Linked DNA regions of Homo sapiens: region 1 is linked to region 2. The links are chromatin loops, found by intact Hi-C in ENCODE. Cell type or tissue: adrenal gland. All regions are shown on one strand. Each heading gives the region's core, and the rest is flanking DNA. Links, peaks and the distances in the headings are about the cores only.

The links. Peaks named below come from ENCODE experiments on the same cell type or tissue, not always from the same donor. Only the 100,000 strongest peaks of a DNase experiment are listed, where the experiment ranks them.
Region 1: it touches region 2 in a loop (2.2-fold over the local background); 6 of 110 quality-filtered maps call a loop at or near these places.

What each region holds. Positions count from the first base shown.
Region 1 is chr16:66,272,463-66,281,472 of GRCh38, reverse strand. No RefSeq gene overlaps it. Among named protein-coding and RNA genes, the nearest start is that of CDH5, 90 kb to the left of the region's middle. In adrenal gland, for the core only: CTCF peaks have their summits at 5,449 and 6,903 (motif pointing left); no DNase peak of the experiment used is centred there.
Region 2 is chr16:65,711,210-65,720,219 of GRCh38, reverse strand. No RefSeq gene overlaps it. Among named protein-coding and RNA genes, the nearest start is that of LINC00922, 140 kb to the right of the region's middle. RefSeq lists an enhancer at 6,346-6,953. In adrenal gland, for the core only: no CTCF peak of the experiment used is centred there; no DNase peak of the experiment used is centred there.

The sequences.
Region 1 (9,010 bases), core at 2,402-7,401, 560 kb before region 2:
TTGAGATTTGTTCCTTTGATAACTAGTTTGTCGAAGGTTTTTATCAACAAACTAAGCAGCAAACTAGGGATTTTATTGAAAGCTTTTTTCCACATCTATTGAGATGATCATATGGTTTTCATTTTTAATTATGCTGTGAATCACATTTATTGATTTGCATATGTTGAACCAACTATTGGTTCAAAGGTTTTTTCAAAGGCTGATTCAAAGGCTTTATTCCTGGGATGCAATATATGTTATATATATATATATATATATGCACTATATGCATCCCAGGAATAAAGCCTAGTTGATTGTGGTGAGTTAACTTTTTGATGTGCTGCTGGATTTGATTTGTTAGTATTTTGTTGAGGATTTTTGCATCTATCTTCATCAGGGATATTGGCCTGTAGTTTTCTTTGTTCATTGTGTCTTTGCCAGGTTTTGATATCAGGGTGATGCTGGCTTTGGAAAATGAGTTAGGGAGGAGTCCCTCCTCCTTGATTTTTTGGGATAGTTTCAGCAAAATTGATACCAAGAATTCTTTTTATGTCTGGCAGAATTTGTCTGTGAATACATCTGGTTCGGGACTTATTTCAGTTGGTAAGTTTAAAAAAATTATTATCACAGGTTGAATTTTGGACCTTGATATTGATCTGTTCAGGGTTTCAATTTCTTCCTGATTCAATCTCGGGAGATCATACAGTATTTTCTTACAGTGGTTGATTTTACAGTATTTTCCGTGTGCAGATGAGAAGAATGTGCATTATGTGGTTGACGGGTGGAGTAGCCTTTAGATGTCTATTAAGTACAATTGGTCAAGTGTCAAATTTAAGTCCAGAATTTCTTTGTTAGTTTTCTGTCTCAGTGGTCTGTCTAACATGGTCAATAGGCTGTTGAAATTTCTCACTATTATTGTGTGGCCATTTAAGTCTTTTTGTAGGTCTAGCAGTACTTTTTTTATGAATCTGAGTGCTGCAATGTTGGGTGTATGTATATTTAGGATAGTTAAGTCTTCTTGTTGAACTGAGCCCTTTATCAACATGTAATGCTCCTTGTTTGTCCCTTTTTTTTGTTTTTTTACTATTATTGGCTTAAAGTCTATTTTATCTGATATAAAAATAGCAACCCCTGCTTTTTTTTAAATTTTCCATTTGTATGATAGATCTTTCTCTGATCCTTTACTTTGAACCTATAGGTGTCATTCCATGTGAGGTGGGTCTCTTGAAGACAGTAGACAGATGGGTCTTTTTTTTTTTTTTTATCCAGCTTTTCACTCCGTGCCTTTTAAGTGGGGGGATTTAGACCATTTACATTCAAAGTTAATATTGATATGTGAAGTTTTGATCCTATTGTGAAGTTGTTAGCTGGTTGCTTTGTAGTTTCTATTGTGTGGTTGCTTTGTAGGGTCTGTGGGGTGTATACTTAAGTGTATTTTTGGGGTAGCACAAAAACATTTCGTTTCCATGTTTAGAACTCTCTTAAGGATCTCTTGTAAGGCTGGTCTAATGGTAATGAATTACATTAGCACTTGCTTGTCTGCAAAGGATTTTATTTGTCCTTCACTTGTGATGCTAAGTTTGGCAGGATATGAAATTCTTGGTTGAAATTTCTTTTGTTTAAGAATACTGAAAACAGGCCCCCAATCTTTCCTGGCTTGTAAGGTTTCTGCTGAAAAGTCTGATGTTAGCCTGATGGGGATCCCTTTGTATGTGATCTGACCTTTTTCTTTAGCTGCCTTTAAGACTTTTTGTTTAGCCTTGACCTTGACAGCCTAGTGATATATGCCTTGGTGATATTTGTTTTGTATAATATCTCACATGTGTTCTTTGGATTTCTTGTAACTGGATATCCACCTCTCTAGCAAGACTAGGGAAATTTTCTTTAGTTATTCCCTCAAATAATTTTTCCAGGTTGTTTACTTTTCTCCTTCTCTCTCAGGAATGCCAGTAATTTATAGATTTGATGGCTTTACATGATCTTATATTTATCAACGACTTTTAAAATTCTTTTTTCCTTATTTTTGTCTGGCTGAGTTAATTCAAAAGACTGGTCTTCAAGCTCTGAAATTCTTTCTTCTGCTTGGTCTATTCTATTGATAAAGTTTTCAACTGTATTTTCAAATTCTTTACATGAGTTTTTCAATTCTAGAACCTCTGATTTCTTTTTAAAGCATTTAAATCTTCCTTCATTTCCTGGATTGTTCTAGAAGCTTATTTGTGTTGATTTTCAACCCTGTCTTGGATCTCATTGAGCTTCCTTGCAATCCATGCTTTAAATTCTTTATCTGTCATTTCTGAGTTTCCATTTTGGTTAGGAACCATTGCTGGAGAGCTAGTGTGATGGTGATATCACTACATTCAGAATTTTTATGGTGCCAGAATTCTAGTACTGGCTCCTTCTCATCTGGAGGCATTGGCACTTCTAATTTTTGTAGTTATTTTCATGTGGATAAAACTTTTTTCTTTCTTTCCTTACAATTTTTTTTTTCTTTTCCCTTTTCCACCTCCCTAGGGGGTGTGACTGTAGAGAATGTTGAGTAGGGTCTTTTGGCTTTGCTTCTATAACTATAAGCACTTCTGCTAGCAGGTTTTATATTGGGCTGTGTGGTTTGACTTACAAACCAGTAGATGGAGCTTATGGGTAAGAGCTGGCTGTGGCCAGTGCAGCCAGGTGTATACCTGATCCTTGTTTACTGTGAGAAGCTCTCTGTTGCCTCAGGTAATGGGCTGATTCATGGAGTGCACAATGGCCTGAGCTCCCTGCTCAGGCCTAGAGGTTGGGGCCAAGATGATGAGCGTCAGACTGGGCAGGTCCATCTACAGGTCCCCAAGTGGCAAGCATAAGCACAAGTGCTGAGGGAAAATCCAGTGAGTGCCCACCAAGCACCCTAAGGTATGACTAGGCATGCATCTGGGAAACTTCCTCAGCCCCAATTCTCTGTATGGGAAGGGGAGCAGCCTACACTTCTAATCCAGGACAGTGGGTGCCCAGATGCCTGGAAATCTGCCTTGGCATGGAGGGGAGAAGGCCCTGCTCTGCCACAATCTCTGCACAGGAAGGGTGGGGGCAGTTCAGGCTGCTGGTCCATGTGACTGAGTGCTCTGAATGCCTGGGGTTCTTCTGCCTGGGTGTGGAGTGGAGAGGGCCTTGTGCAAGAAGGGTGGGGCAGCTCAGGTTGCCAATCCAGATAAACAGGTGCTCCAAATGCCTGCAGATCTGACTGGGTTTGGAGTATAGAGGGTCAAGCTGCACCACAATCTCTGCATAGGAAGGGTGGGGCAACTCAGGCTGCTGAGCCAGGTGAACGAGTGCTCTGAATGCCTGGAGATCTGCCCAGTCGTGAAGCAGAGAGGGCCTCCTGGTACCAGGATCTCTGCACAGGAAGGATGGGGTAACTCGGGCGGCTAATCTGTGGGAGCAGATGCTCTGAATGCCTAGAGAACAGCCTGGGTGTGGAGAAGAGAGGGTCCTACTGCACACAGTCCATTCCCAAGAAGGGTGGGGCAGCTCAGGCTGCTGGTCCAGGCAAGTGGGTGCTCTTAATGCCTGGCGCTCTACCGGGAGGTAGAGCAGAGAGGGCCCCACTGCACCATGATCCCAGGGAGCAGGCTGCGGCACCCAGAAGTGACACATGCAGACCAGACTGGTTCCAGGTTGCCAAGCTGGCCCTGGCTGCAGTTCTCATCACCCAGAAGAAACCATGCTGTAGTAGCTCTCCTCCCTCCCCAGGTCTGCAATGGAGAAAAGCACAATTCCAATGCTTACTGTTGAGGTGCTTTCCACAGTTCTGGCCATGGAGGCCTGTACCCTGGTCCAGAGCAAGTGCTCCAATCTCTGGCCTGAGACTAAAATGCCTGTGCAGCCACACTGCCAGGTTGCCAAAGAGTAACTGACTTTGTATACACTCATATTGAAAATGGCACCCTGCTCTCAGTTCCAGGTCTGGGAAAATGCCTGCAGCTTTTCCAGGTACCTTTCTCTCTCAGCATCTCCAAGCCTCTCCCTGAGTTGGCTCCAGGGCTTGGGAGAAACAAAGCGCTTTCCCTTGGCTTGGATTGCTGTGTTCCCCAGAGGAAAAGTGAATCACAAAAGGAGGCTCCCTGCCCCACTCATGCACTGGGGCTTTACTCACTTTCATCATTGAGACGCAATCACAGGGGCTGTTTGCCCACCTTCTCGTCCCCAGGATTTAGGGTGTCCTTCATGATTCCAGTGGATTCCCAGGTTTTTTTTTTCTTGAATTAAAGCTCAGAGTTGATCTTTATGTAGTATTTTGCTATTTCCAAGTTTTTGAAGCATACTGAAAGCCTCTACTTCATCACCTTGAAAAGGCAAAACTAGAGGCTTTCAGTGTGCTTCAAAAACTTGGAAATAGCAAAATACTACATAAAGACCAACTCTGAGCATTAATTCAAGAAAAAAAAAAAACAAAACTGTCTCATTTTTAAAGGATAGTTTTTCCAGTTTTAGTATTCTTGATTGATAGCTTTTTTCCTTCAGCACTCTGAGTACATCATTCCACTGCCTTATGGCTAAAAGGTTTTTGCTGAGAAACCTCCTGATAATCTTATAGAAGCCTCTTTGTCTGTGATGAAGCACTTTTACTACTTTCAAGGCTTTCTCTTTGTCTTTTGACAGTTTGATTATAATGTGTCACAGTTTGGGCCTCTTTGATTTTATACCAGTTGGAATTCATTGAACTTGGACTTCTATTTTCATTTGTTTCCTCTGATTTGGGAAGTTTTTGGCCATTTCCTCAAATAAGGTCTCTGCCCCTTTCTCTCCTACTTCTAGGATTTCCATAGTGTATAAAAGGGTCTGCTTGATGACGTCCCATAAGTCCCTTAGGGCCTTTTCAGTTTTCTTAATTATTTTTTCTTTGTGCTCCTCTGACTTGATTCAAATGAACGATCTGCAAATTTGCGAGTTCTTTCTTCTGCCTAAGTCTGCTTTGAACAGCTGTAGTGAATTTTTCAACTTAGTTATTGTATTTTTTAGCTCTAGAATTTCTGTTTCTTTAGTTTATTTCTGTTGACATTCTCACTGGACTCATCCAGCATTTTCCTGATTTCACTTAGTTGTCTATCTGTGTTCTCTTTTAGCTCACTGAGCATCTTCAACACAGTTGTTTTGAATTCTTTGTGAGAAAGTTCAGCAATTTGCATTTCTTTAGGCTTGGTTACTGGAGTTTTATTTTGTTCATTTGATTGGGCCATGTTTACCTGTTTATTTGTATGCCTTGTGATCTTTTGTTGAGATTTTGGCATTTGAAAAAACAACCACCTCTCCCAGTCTTTATGAATTGGCCTCACGCACGGGGAGACTTTTACCAATCAGCCTGGCAAAAGGTTCTGGGACCTCTCAAATCTTTTCTGGGGATGTGTCTTCTCTGGCCTTGTGCATGCCTGTTTAACCGTCTCGAATTCCCTAGTCTATTTCTTCTCAAGAGACATAATCTCTTGCTCCTCCTGCTGTCTTCCTGTGGAACTGCATAATCTCTGCAGCTGTAACGTTCCTTGGAGCTTGCCTGTTTCCAGTGGCTTCTGTGCTGCCATTCCTGTCTGTGCTCTGAGTCAGGCAAGACAGAAGTCAGTCTCTCAGGCAGCCCCCAGACAAGCCAGAACATTGGCTGCACAAGTCAATGTTTGGTTTTCAACCCGAGGGAGTAGTTCTGGTATGGGAGGTTTTCTCATGGTTGTGCCACATTATACTGGGCCCAGGAATCTCTTATCAAATCCCTTACCACTTTGTGACATCATAAAATAGTGGCAGTATTTTTCTTTAGTCAAAAGTCAACCAAATATATGCTGCTTCAGCAGCTGGATTGTAACCTCTAAAGAAGGAGGTTCCAATGATATCAAGGGAGGAAGAAGGAAATAGCAATTCTTTTCCAACTCCAGCTCCGTCTGTTTCAGTCTCTGCACCAGGCACTTTACTCACGTGGTCTTTTTTACATCTTGTAAAGCAGGTGGTGTTATCCCCATTATGCAGATGAGGAGCCTGAGGGCTGGGGAGGGTATGTGACTTTCTATGTTCTGAGCTGTAGAAGCTGGATTTGAACCCAGGTCTGCCTAACAGCAAAGTTGGTAAAATACCTGAGACTGGGTAGTTTATAAAGAAAAGAGTTTTAATTGGCTTATGGTTCTGCAGACTCTACAGGAAGCATAGTGGCTTCTGCTTTTGAGGAGGCCTCAGGAAGCTTCCAATCATGGCAGAAGGCAAAGGGGGAGCAGGTGTCCTACATAGCAGGGGCAGGAGCAAGAGAGAGAGACAGTGAAAGGGGAGGTGCCACACACTTAAATAACCAGATCTCATGAGAACTCACTTACTATCATGAGAACCGCACCAAGAGGGTGGTGCTGCACCATTCATGAGAAACCCACTACCATGATGCAGTCACCTCCCACCAGACCCCGCCTCCAACACAGGGGATTACAATTTGACATGAACTTTGGCCAGGGACACAGATCCAAACCATATCAGTCTTTTTTCCATGACACTGAGCAAAAGGACCCAATCTTGGTCATATGTGTCCCTCACCCACCCCCAATGTGCCCAACAGAGTTCAGCAAGTGTTTATTGCACGAATGAGGCTAGAGATGCAACCAAGGAGACGCAGAGGAAACCAGCCTTGCCCCGCCACCTGCCCCCGCTTCCTTGCCTGTATGTCTGTTGACTTTTGCTTTCCCTTGGTTTATGCTCTAGGGGCCTGCGGGGTTTCTGAGCCTGGGCAAAACTCACTGAGGAAGGGAAAAAAATCTGCTCACCAGGTCACACAGCACATTTAAACAGATTAGGCAAAACCTCTCCCTTTCTCAAGACACTTCCATATATGGAAAATTATTGTAATGTACTGATTTTCTTAGCATGAGTCTCTTTACTGCCATCTTCTGGAAGTTTATGACAGTATACACATTTATGATTATGATGGATAGCAGGCAGTCCTTTGCACCCTAGGTGTGACACTCTTGTGCCACTTCTCTGTGGTGGCCATTCAGGGAGATGAATCTGGAACCTTCTGAAGCCTAGGAGAAGAGGTTTATGGATTCTATTTTTCTGTTTGGATTTGTTACCCTGGTCCTGCCCATTGTAAATCTCTGGGCTTCTTCGTGTTCACTACGCCCGCCCATACCTGATCTTGCCCTGGGGCCTGTAAGGAGTCTTGTTTAAATGCAAGCCATTGCAGGAGTGAAGGCTTAACATCCCATGAACTCCTTTAGTTTTCTGCCTCAGTTTCCTTGCTGGGCTGACAGCTCCGCCACCTGACCTAGCTTTGACCAGCCCTGGGACCTTGGCCACTGGAGGGTGCTATTAGCTGGGTTATTGCTGGGATAAACTTGACCACTGGACCTCACTGGCTGGGAACCTTTGAATGTCTTCTATTGGACTGTTAGTCATTCTCCTTTGGGGCTTACAAGGTTCACTCACTCAGTCACTCACTAATTCAATTCATGAGTTCAGCAGGTAATGACTAAGTCCCCACACCATGCCAGTACTGTGCTAGGCACTGGGGGATCAATGGTGAGAAAAACAAGCAAACAAGCACATGGGATGCAGCAGACACCTCTGGCACCCTGCTCATCACATTCCTTGGCCAGCTGTGATTTCAGTGCCAGCGACAGTGGCCGGTGGCCGTTTCCCTGACAGCTCAGAAAGCTTGCCTTGCTCTTACAGCATCCACTTCATGTATGGGACAGATGCCTGTTGGTTTTCTGCCTCAGGGTCTTCTCCAGCGTTGTGGGAACACTCTTAGCCCATGCAAGCCTGGCGGTGTGAAGGCACGAGTTAAAATGTACCCAGGATTTGTTTTAATCAGTATGGTCAGACACGCAGGCAGGGAGATGATTGTCATAAAGGAAGAAGTTTATACTAAGTACTCTAGAAATGGGAGGCACTGCACACTGCTACCTGGAACACATGGGAAGCGCCAGGGTCAGAAGGCAGAAGAGGGAGAGGGGAGAGCAAGGCTCAGAGCCTTTGTTGAGGATTTCTTGGGAAGGTGTGGGCAAGGCAGGGTAGGTAGACTGAGTTAGCTTAGGATGGATAGTGTGAATCACTGTGGAGGGCTCTGGGCTTTCAAGGTCATTCCTAGTTGTCTGGTTCTTGGCCCTGTAGTGATTTAGGGCAGAGAGAATATTGACTTGGCAGTTGGACGGTTGGGGGTGTGGGCTCTGGAACGATTGCTTTGTACATCAAAGGTGCAGTCACAGGGGAGTCCTTTGCTGTCTCTAGGAATTAGCTAGCTCTGGGAGGGGCAGTCTCTCCAGGATCAAGGCCCCAAATGCCGGAGCATCAGGAATACAGAAAATAAGAAAATGCAGTCAATACAGGGCATGAATCTTGTCCGGGGAAGCTCTCAGCCAATGAGGGCTGGGAGCTGGTGGATGAATGCTCCAGGCTCTTGGCCTTTAGGGGACTGATTCTGGGGACTTCATGCTGCTTGTCAGGAGGTCCCAGCTGCACTGAGCCTCTGTTGCCCAAAGCATTGATGACCGCAACACAACTTTTAATGATCTTACTCCTCCCTATGCCATTTTCCCTCAATCCTTCACTCTTGCTGTCTGGGAACCTCTCCCAAATAAACAACCTGCACTCCAGTCTTATCTCAGGCTGTGCCTTCTGGGAACCCCACATAAGCCACCTGACCCCTGCTGCCTTAGAGCTTTACACTAGGCTCGGGAAAAGCTTCCTGGAGAAGAAACCATTTTTCTTGCTGCTGAAGAAAGACTCATTGTGTCATGGGTGAAAGGGGTAGGGGGAGAGCAGTCGAGGCAGAGCGAGCCACACATGCAAAGGGCCTGAGGCTGGTGGGAGGAGCATGGCCTGTTCCAGGAAGGTGTCAGGGGCTCCCCAGACCCCCGTCCCCACAGATCCAAGTTCCCAGCATGCCTTGCACCAAGGTCCAGCCATTTACAAAGAAAGAGCGAGTCCATCTGAGTGTTGACACATTCAGCGGCTCAGGTAATGTGTTTATTTTTATTTTTATTTTTGAGACAGAGTCTTGCTTTATCACCCAGGCTGGAATGCA
Region 2 (9,010 bases), core at 2,711-7,710:
ACCTGGCTAATTTTTTTTTTATATTTTTAGTAGAGACGGGGTTTCACCATGTTAGCTAGGATGGTCTCGATCTCTTGACCTCGTGATCCGCCTGCCTCGGCCTCCCAAAGTGCTGGGATTACAGGTGTGAGCCACCGTGCCCAGCCGATTCCTGGTCTCTAAAGGTGATCAAGTGGCATCTGTGGGGCCTGTGCATCCTCAGTGGTGGCCATCATGGAGTGTCAGTGAGGTAGAGGAGGTCGGACTCAACTCTGAAGGTGGGCTCAGACACCAGACCAAATTGAGGACTAGCTAAAACAGGGATGGGGCAAAAGCAGCTTTCTATAAGACATGCCCGACAGTGTGCCATGGCAATGGTGAACACCCAGGAGTTATTGCCCCTTTCCATGGCAATGACCCAATAACACAAAAGTTACTACCCCTTCCCTAGAAATTTCTGCATAAACCACCCCCACCTTGTAATCTACATACAGTTAAGCATAGGTATAAACATGACTGCAAAAGTGCCCTGAGCACGGCCTAGGGGGTATCCCTGCTCTGCAAAGTTCTGCAAAGCACTGCCAAAGTTCTAACACTGCCCCTTCAATAAAGATGTTTTCTTTTACCCTACCACCAGCTCACCCTTGAAGTCCTTCCTGGGTGAAGCCAAGAACACTCACAGGCTGAGCCCCACTTTGGGGCTCACCCGTCCTGCACCATCAGGATTAGATGAGGATCGGACCAAATGTCCCATAAATCCCCTCTGCACCTGATGTTCTGCAATTCTCTGATTAAACAGACCCTCTAATTGTGTAAAGATCTCACCTCAGATCAGATTCCCAGGGTCAGACATCACACTTCAGATGCCTTATAGACTTGGCCTCCATGGATGGGCATCTCTTCCACCTTCTTATTTGCTTTTAACATTTTGTTTTGCACATTTGGTCTTTTGTGGGTCTCCTATCTCTGACTGATACCCACAGGTCTCCCAGTCCAGGGAACCTCCACTGAAAGTTTTGTTTCTTTATTTTAGTTTCCCTTCAGCTCTCCCCTCAACACCCTCATAGACCATGCCCCCTTCTCTCCCATCTTCAGACTTCCAACTCCAATGAAGCCCACAAATATCTGCCTTTGGTTGGCTTCCGTTAACTCATATTTACTTCACTTCTAAGAAAAGCTAACCCTGAGAAAGCTTGAATACAATCCTTGGAGCCAGTTCTTAAAGTGACCTCTTCAGTCTGCTGGCTTCATTTAAGAAGTGGCACATGGGGAAAGAGTGGGCTTTGCATGCATACTGGGATTCAAGTCCTATCTGCATTATTTACTAAATGTGGAATCTTGGGTAAGTCTCTTCACATTTCTGGGTCTCTCTTTCCTCCTGTCACAAAATTACCTACCTTTTCAAGGGTGGTGCTGATTGGAGAAACTTTATGTAAACTTGAATGTTATGTAAATCCCATGACACGTTCAGCAAATGGCTGCTTCTGGCATTACCACCTTCACTCGCCTTCCTCAGCATCACCATTTGGAATGGTTTACAGTCTTCAAAAGCATTTTTCACCCTTTCCCATTTCCCTCAGAATCTTTTAGAGAAATTTGCATGACCTGTGACATGAAGAACTTACATCAAAATCTACCTCTTCCAGGAAACCGTCCCCTAAAGGAAGAAAGGTTCTACTTAAACTAATCTCCATTTTGGTCTCCTTTTTGCAAAACAGAAAATGGAACCCACTGTGGCATGAAGGGTAAGGGAAGACCTGTTCCTCAAATGCCTCACAGCACACATACCCTTGCTGCTGCCTATAATTGCCTGCAGAAAGCCTTACAGGTTTTCAAGAAGGTGCATTTTTGAGATGAAAATGCACGAGAGGCCACCTGAGCGAATTCTTCCTGTATGTGGTGGACACTGTGAATGGGTGTAGCAGTACTGTGGTAGGAAAGAACAGATGTTTGGAGTGAGACAGAACAAGGTCTTACAACACGCAGGTGATATGCTGTCTGTGACCACGACAATTTTCCTAAAAGAGGGGTCAGTAAACTACTTCTATAAAGGACCAAATAGTAAACATTTTTGGCTTTGTGTGCCACATGATTTTGGCTGTGGCCACTCAAATTTGCCATTGTGACTTGAAAGCAGCCATAAACAATACGTAAACGAGTGAGTTTGGTTGTGTTCCAAGAAAACTTTATTTACAAAATCAGAAGCTGAGCTTGATTTGGACTACATAGAGTGGTTTGCCAGCCTGTGTCTGACTTTCTCCAAGCTTCAATTTATTCATCTTCAACATGGGGATAATAGAGTTTCATAAAGATTAAATAGGTTAATACAAGTAAAACATCTGAGCACACAGCCTGACCTCTAAAAGATTTTTAAAAAGTGACTTCTTTCCTTCTCATCCTTTTTTTCCCAAGTGCTTCTGTACAGTGAGGAGTTGGGAAGAAATGTGGACAAAGGTCCCTCCTGGTCCTGTGATTTTATGAAATTACCCTTTGAAAAAGGAGCAAGCAAACAAGAGCATGCCAGAGAGAGAAATTGTATGGGTATCCTTTTCTCTGCAAAATCTGACCACAAGAAGCATTAAATCAATCAGATGACAAAGCAGAATATAAAAAATTGAGTCGGTTTGGTCTAAAGTATGCAGGAGGTCTGTGCTGTTGGGATCAGAAGCAGAAAAAAAATGAGGGAAATATTTTCAACACGTATGTGCATTGGCTATTCTACGACTCCCACATAATTCATCACAGGAAAACTTTGAGTGCAATAAACATTTCCCCTAGTTTCCTGGCTGCTCTGATCAAGAACAAAGCCATTAACATAAATGCAGATAAATACAAGGCAAATAACGATATTCCCAATTGCTTCTGTGTCAACCAGCTTAGTCCATCAATCTTGCCTGACTCGGTAAGAAGGAACCGAGAAAATTTATAACCGTAGATTTCTTTCTATTGCATTTCTACCTCACAGAGGAGAAGAAGAATGAATCATTCAGAAAGTCCTAGGAAACCAAATGAATGTTCTTCATCTCTAGAGCTTCCCATCTCAGCTACAATTTCAGTCATTGCCCCAACACCATACCTTTCTGGGGCTGGGGCTCTTTCAATGTGACATTTCTTTGGGCAAACTTATGGCTGTTTGTGTTATTCTCAGAGCCCTCCCTCTGCACTCCTTGAAGAAAGGTGTGTCCCAGGGACCTATTGGCAAGCCCATCCTACCTGCTGCTGTGAGCTGGTGGTGGCGGGGTCAGGGGGGTTGAACTTGGCAGGATTGCTGTGTCTTTACCCCCCATCACAGTGGGTGACAAGTTCAGTTGTAGTTTCTCAGTCTCCAGCTCTGTGTGCCTCTTCATAGTCACTTCATTGACTTCACATCCTTGGCCAATTTTAAACAGCATTATCCCTGGTCTTCTTACTCAACTCCCTTCTCACACTCTACTAACCCTCCCCCAATCATCTCATTTGCTCTCCTGATAACAAGTACCACCTACATGCCAGTGAACCCCCATATCTTGACCTCCTGCCCAGGCTTCTCCTACAAAGTCCAGGGTCTTCTTTTTAACCCCTAGTTGTCATCACCTCCTGCATACCCGCTGGGCACGTCAATTTTAACATATCCAGAGCACTTCCTTGTTCCCACTGAGTCTTTAGCACTATTCCCCATTCAGTAGCTCACATCAGAAACTGGACAATGCTAGATGCTGCCCTTTCTCTCAGCCCTAACATCTCATCAGTAGGCATGACCTATAGATAAAGACTTCCTAAAAATCTTTTGAAAACATTTCCTCCTGGTCTACTGGATCACAGTCCTGGTGAAGAGGCTCATTGCCTCGTACCAGAGAAATGCCTCATTTTGGTCTCCCTGCCTCTCCTTCCTTCCTCTCCCTCCCCTTGCCATTAATGATTTGGGGTTTCCTCTGTTCTATGATTGTAGAACATAAGTTGCATTTACAAACAATGCATATTCCCTCAGTGTGCAGAAGCTGCTATGGGAACAGAGTTAGGACTGGAAGCTGGAATACATGATTTACTATCTGATACAGAACTCAGGCTTGGGGAGAGAGAGAGAGAGATCAGCACTAAAGAGATATTTGTATTTTCGGTGTTTATGTAGTAGCCTAAATGACTTAGCATATGTAAATGAACTCTTCTAACACCCTTCAAGGAAAATATTATTTTCCCCAATATTATAAGAAATACCCTTGCAACTTGTTATTTTTGAGGATGTCTTAGTTAGGTTGTGACAAATCCAGGATTCAAATCTAAGGTGTCCTCTGTGTAAAAACCCCACCCTACATCTTCACTGCTCACTTCTTTGTGGAGGAAGGCAACAGGACTATTCTGATACAAACCTGGAGAAGAAACATGGTAATACTGGAGGTAAACAGAATACATGGCCCTAGAATAGGAGCCCAAGGAGATCAGAGATTTTATTATCCATTTTGTTCACTGATCTATTCCTAGAACCTACAATAGTTCATTCCAAGGGAGCTACTCCTATAGATGTTTATTGAATAAATGAATTAAATCACAGAATCCTATAAACATGGTCTCAGAAGCTATGTCTCCCTAAAGAGAGCTTTGTCTTGTGACCTTGGCAATGTAGTTCTTCCTCTCATGGGCTTTTGTATCCACAGGGATGAGAGCAGTGGTCATCATTCAGTGACTGAGTCCCTTTCAAGGCTGGCACAGGGTATCAGAGTTTTCTCTGTATATAACCTATTTTAACCTTCCTGGTGATCTTTTGGAGTCTGCCCTGGGACCCTAGTTTTGTCAGAAACAATGACTTAAGCCTCAGCCTCCATCTCATAACCAACCTCATCATCTCTATCATGGAATTCTGGATGAAGTACAAGCTCCACACCAGAAATGACACTTCTTCTATCTCTTCTGGCTACCCCTGCATGCCACCTTATTTTTCCATCTGCCCCATGGATTCTTTCTCTTTCAGTTGCAGAATAGCAACAACAGTAGTCAAGGAAACACTTAAAATTCTTCCAACTCTGTCTGTTTGTCTTGAAAAATATCCTACCTTGCATATATCTCTGTATGTCTCATTGTCAATGTCAGAGTGGAAGAAAGAACAAGACTTCCGTGGATCAGGAAATGAAGATTTGATCTTGGTTCTATCTCATGGCCTGTGTGAATGTTTAAAGACCATTTAATTCATCAGAGCCCAAGGTTCTCTATCTATAAAATAGGGCTAAAAAACCCCTACTTAGAATTTTACCGACTTTTCAAAGGGATAGCATTATGCTGTTAGCAGAGAGCCTGGCACAAAGTAGGTGGTCTTTAAACATTAGTTTGCTTTCTCTGGGTTTCCACACCTTTTAAATCTAGAGGAACACAGATATACCTCCTGGTTAAGTGAACTGGCCACTCAGTGAAATTCAAACCACTACTCAGGGTGATTGCATGGGATCGGCTGTCATCGCACCTGTCTGAGTGGCCCCAGTCAGGCTGCAAGGTTCTCTGGCCTTTGACCGGTGGCATTTGGACCTGTCTCCCTGAATGTCAGTCTGCTCACAGGTGCTGGCTCAGAGATGCCAATCACTGCTCCCTTTGGCTGATCGGCATGCTGTAATGTGTGCCTGCAGAGTTACTCCAGACAGACGGGGAAGGATTGAGTTGACCCAACATCATCTATCTGGCTGGACGCTCATTTTTCTTCTCCTGCCTGTCTTGTTCCTGCTCAATGCTTAAGACATGTCTCAGGGCGCTTTGCCCTGGTGTGCTCTTTCCACCCTCTCTGCCCCCTCCAGGCGGCTCTAAATGTCAGTCCCAGCTTAACTTCAGTCTCAGTGATGCACACACTCATTCACTCCATCGGTGCATCCAGCCATTCCTTGTTTTCTGTTTTTCCCTTCCGTAAAAAATTGCTGTGCACCTACAGTGTGCCTGGCTCTTGAGGATTTTTAGGCATGATTCTCCATAATCAGGATTGCCTTTCCGCCCCAGAAAGGGAATCTTAGAGACCGAGTGTGTTCACAGATTTCCACTCTGATCATCAATTGTGCAGCTGCTCCAGCTGTGGGGGTGGTGGAAAACCTAGGGCTGGGTGGGGTGGGAAGTTGGTTGTTGCTATGGTATTTGCCCTGACCTGTTGCCCAGTTTTGTTTTCAGGTTTAAAAAAGTCACTGCATCCTTTCCTTTATTCCTTTGTAACAACTCAGATGTCTTTTCACTTCTGTAGTTCTTGCAACTTCTGTAGTCAGGCATCATCACCAGTGCTCTATCGGCTGTTGATCCAGACTTCTGTTCCTGGGATCTTGCTAGCACAGTTGCCTTTTGGCCAAGCCTGGAGGGTCCAGCCATTAAGAATGGCTCCAGAAGGTCTCCTCGTCTTTCTCTGAAGCTAGACCTTCTCCAGTGAGTTCTTTGTCATTGGGCATGGGCAATGCTTTACCAGGTAGCTTTCAACAGCATTACATTCCAACTGCAGTTTGCGTGTGTCTTTCTGCCTTTCATGTACCTCAGAGGGACTTGCCTTACTTCCTGGCTGTGCCACAAAGAAATAGCCGTTGTCTCCTCTCTTTGCCTAGTAGTTGTGATTCCCTGTGCAGAATGTTCCAGGGAGGCTTCTCAGGATTTCTCCCAGGAAATCCTAAGGATCCTTTAGCAGATGAGCCTCCACAGACCTTCCTGGATATCCCACGATTCCAGAGATGCTTATGCAAATGAGACCCCCCTCTGTGGCCTGTGGTTTCTATACTACTGGGGAACTTCCCTTCACAGTAATCAACATCTCATCTTAATTGCTTTTGTTTATGGTTCAATAAGTGCATCGTTTTTGGCAACACCAGCTCACAGCAATATCTTAAATTACCCAAGGATGCCCACTTTCATTTATGAACTCTGGTTTGTGTCTGATGAGCACTTAGATTTTTAACCATTTATTTTTTCCATGTGACAGGGAATGAGGAACATAAAGCTGATGGGAACAGTAAAGTAGGGGGAACGGGGAGACTAGGGAACCATAAAAGTATTGTACGGTGTTCCAGGCCAATATAAAAGCAATGAGTTTTTAATATATGGTGGGCGTAATACATTCATATTCCTAATAAAGTCAATTATTTTTGAATCCGCTATTTCTCAATTTTCCACCTCAGCTCAGACAAAAACAAAATCTGCAGCTATTCAGAAGAAAAAAAATTATATTACAGTAATTGCAAATGCAGCAGCTGTCAAAAAAACTGTCTAATAAGTGCCTGTTTAACACATCTACCCTCCCAGAAACTGGGGGGAAATGTTGGGAACAGTGGTTACCATGAATATAATCTGAGACAAAACTGGATCTTTGCCTTCGATTTGAGCAATTATATTGCTTTTGGCTACTTTTCTTCTTCCTCCTCCTCCTTTTATATATGTATATATTTATTTATATATATCTTTATATATATATTTATGTATATATCTTTATATATATTTATGTATATGTCTTTATATATATTTATATATCTTTATATATTTATATATTTTATATATATTCATATATATTTATATATTTATATATATTTATATATATGTAGAGAGAGAGAGAGAGGGTGTTGTCATTCTGCAGGCAGCAATGAAGTAGAAAATGGTAGGTCAGTGGGGATGTGTGTGCCTCAGTGACATTTCAGTTCTTAATTACTTGTGTGTAACTGCCCATGTGCCTAACTTCTCTGTGCCTTAGTTTCCTTATTTGTTTAATGAGGGACTTGTTCCCAACTGACTTTGTTCATCACAATAATTTGTCATCTTAAATTTACTTTTAATTCCAGAAAACCGTTACTAATTGAAATGCTTACTACTGCTCTTTTTAATTATAGGAGAATATTAGTTAGCTATTGATACATGGCAATAGTATCATAAATTTAGTGGCTTAAAACAGCCTGACGTTTTTATATCAACTTCTGTGGGTCAAGGATTTGTGGGCAGCTTAACTGAGTCCTCTGCTTTTTGAGTGTCAGACAATATGAGAACACTAAGAGGTGGGGTTCCTGGGGCCACCTGGAGTCCACCCCCCACAAAAAGGAACACAGGAGAGTTGAAGCATAAGGTAACATTCTCTTTCTTTTCCTCTAATTTGGACCATTTCAATTTAAAGTTTTGGGTTGGTTGTTGTTTCAGTCTCCTAGAGCTGGGGTAGCTGATTACCCAAACTGGGTAACATGTAACAGTAGAAAATGATTTCTTCAGTTTTGCAGGCTAGGTGTCTGCAGGGCCATATGGCCTTTACTGTTCTGGGGAAGAATTTCCCTTCACCTCTTGCTAGAGTCTGGTGGCTCCCAGCAATCCCTGACCCTTGGCCTGTAGCTGCATCACTTAGGTCTCTGCCGCGGTTGTCCCATGGGTCTTCCCCATTTGTTTCTTTGTGTCTCTTCCTTTTCTTATAAGGACACCTGTATTAGTCCATTTTTATACTGCTGTGTAGAAATACCTGAGACTGGGCAATTTATAAAGAAAAAGAGGTTTAATGGACTCACAGTTCCACATGGCTGGGGAGGCCTCACAATCATGGCAGAAGGCGAAGGAGGAGCAAAGGCACGTTTTACATGGTGGCAGGCAAGAGAGAGTGTGCAGGGAAACTAACCTTTATAAAACCATCAGATCTCATGAGACTTATTCACTATTATGAGAACGGTGCAGGAAAAACCCACCCCATGATCTAATTACTTCCTACTGGGTCCCCTCCCACGACACATAGGGATTATGGGAACTACAATTCAGGATGAGATTTGGGTGGGGACACAGCCAAACCATATCAACAGCCATCACTGGGTTTTCCATAATCTGGTATGACATCATCTTAACTAATGATATCTGCAAAGATTGTATTTCAATATAAGGTCACATTCTGAGGTTTTGAGTAGATGTGAACATTTTGAGGGACACTGTTTATCCCAATACAGTTGTTTTTCCCTCCGGTATTGGCCACCCTGAAGCTAAATCCTATATCTAAACCATTCTTAGAAACTCCCCTCTCTGAGAGAGGAACACTGTTAGAGATAGTGGCCAAGAGGCACTTTTCTTTCACTACTCATGGGACCTGGGG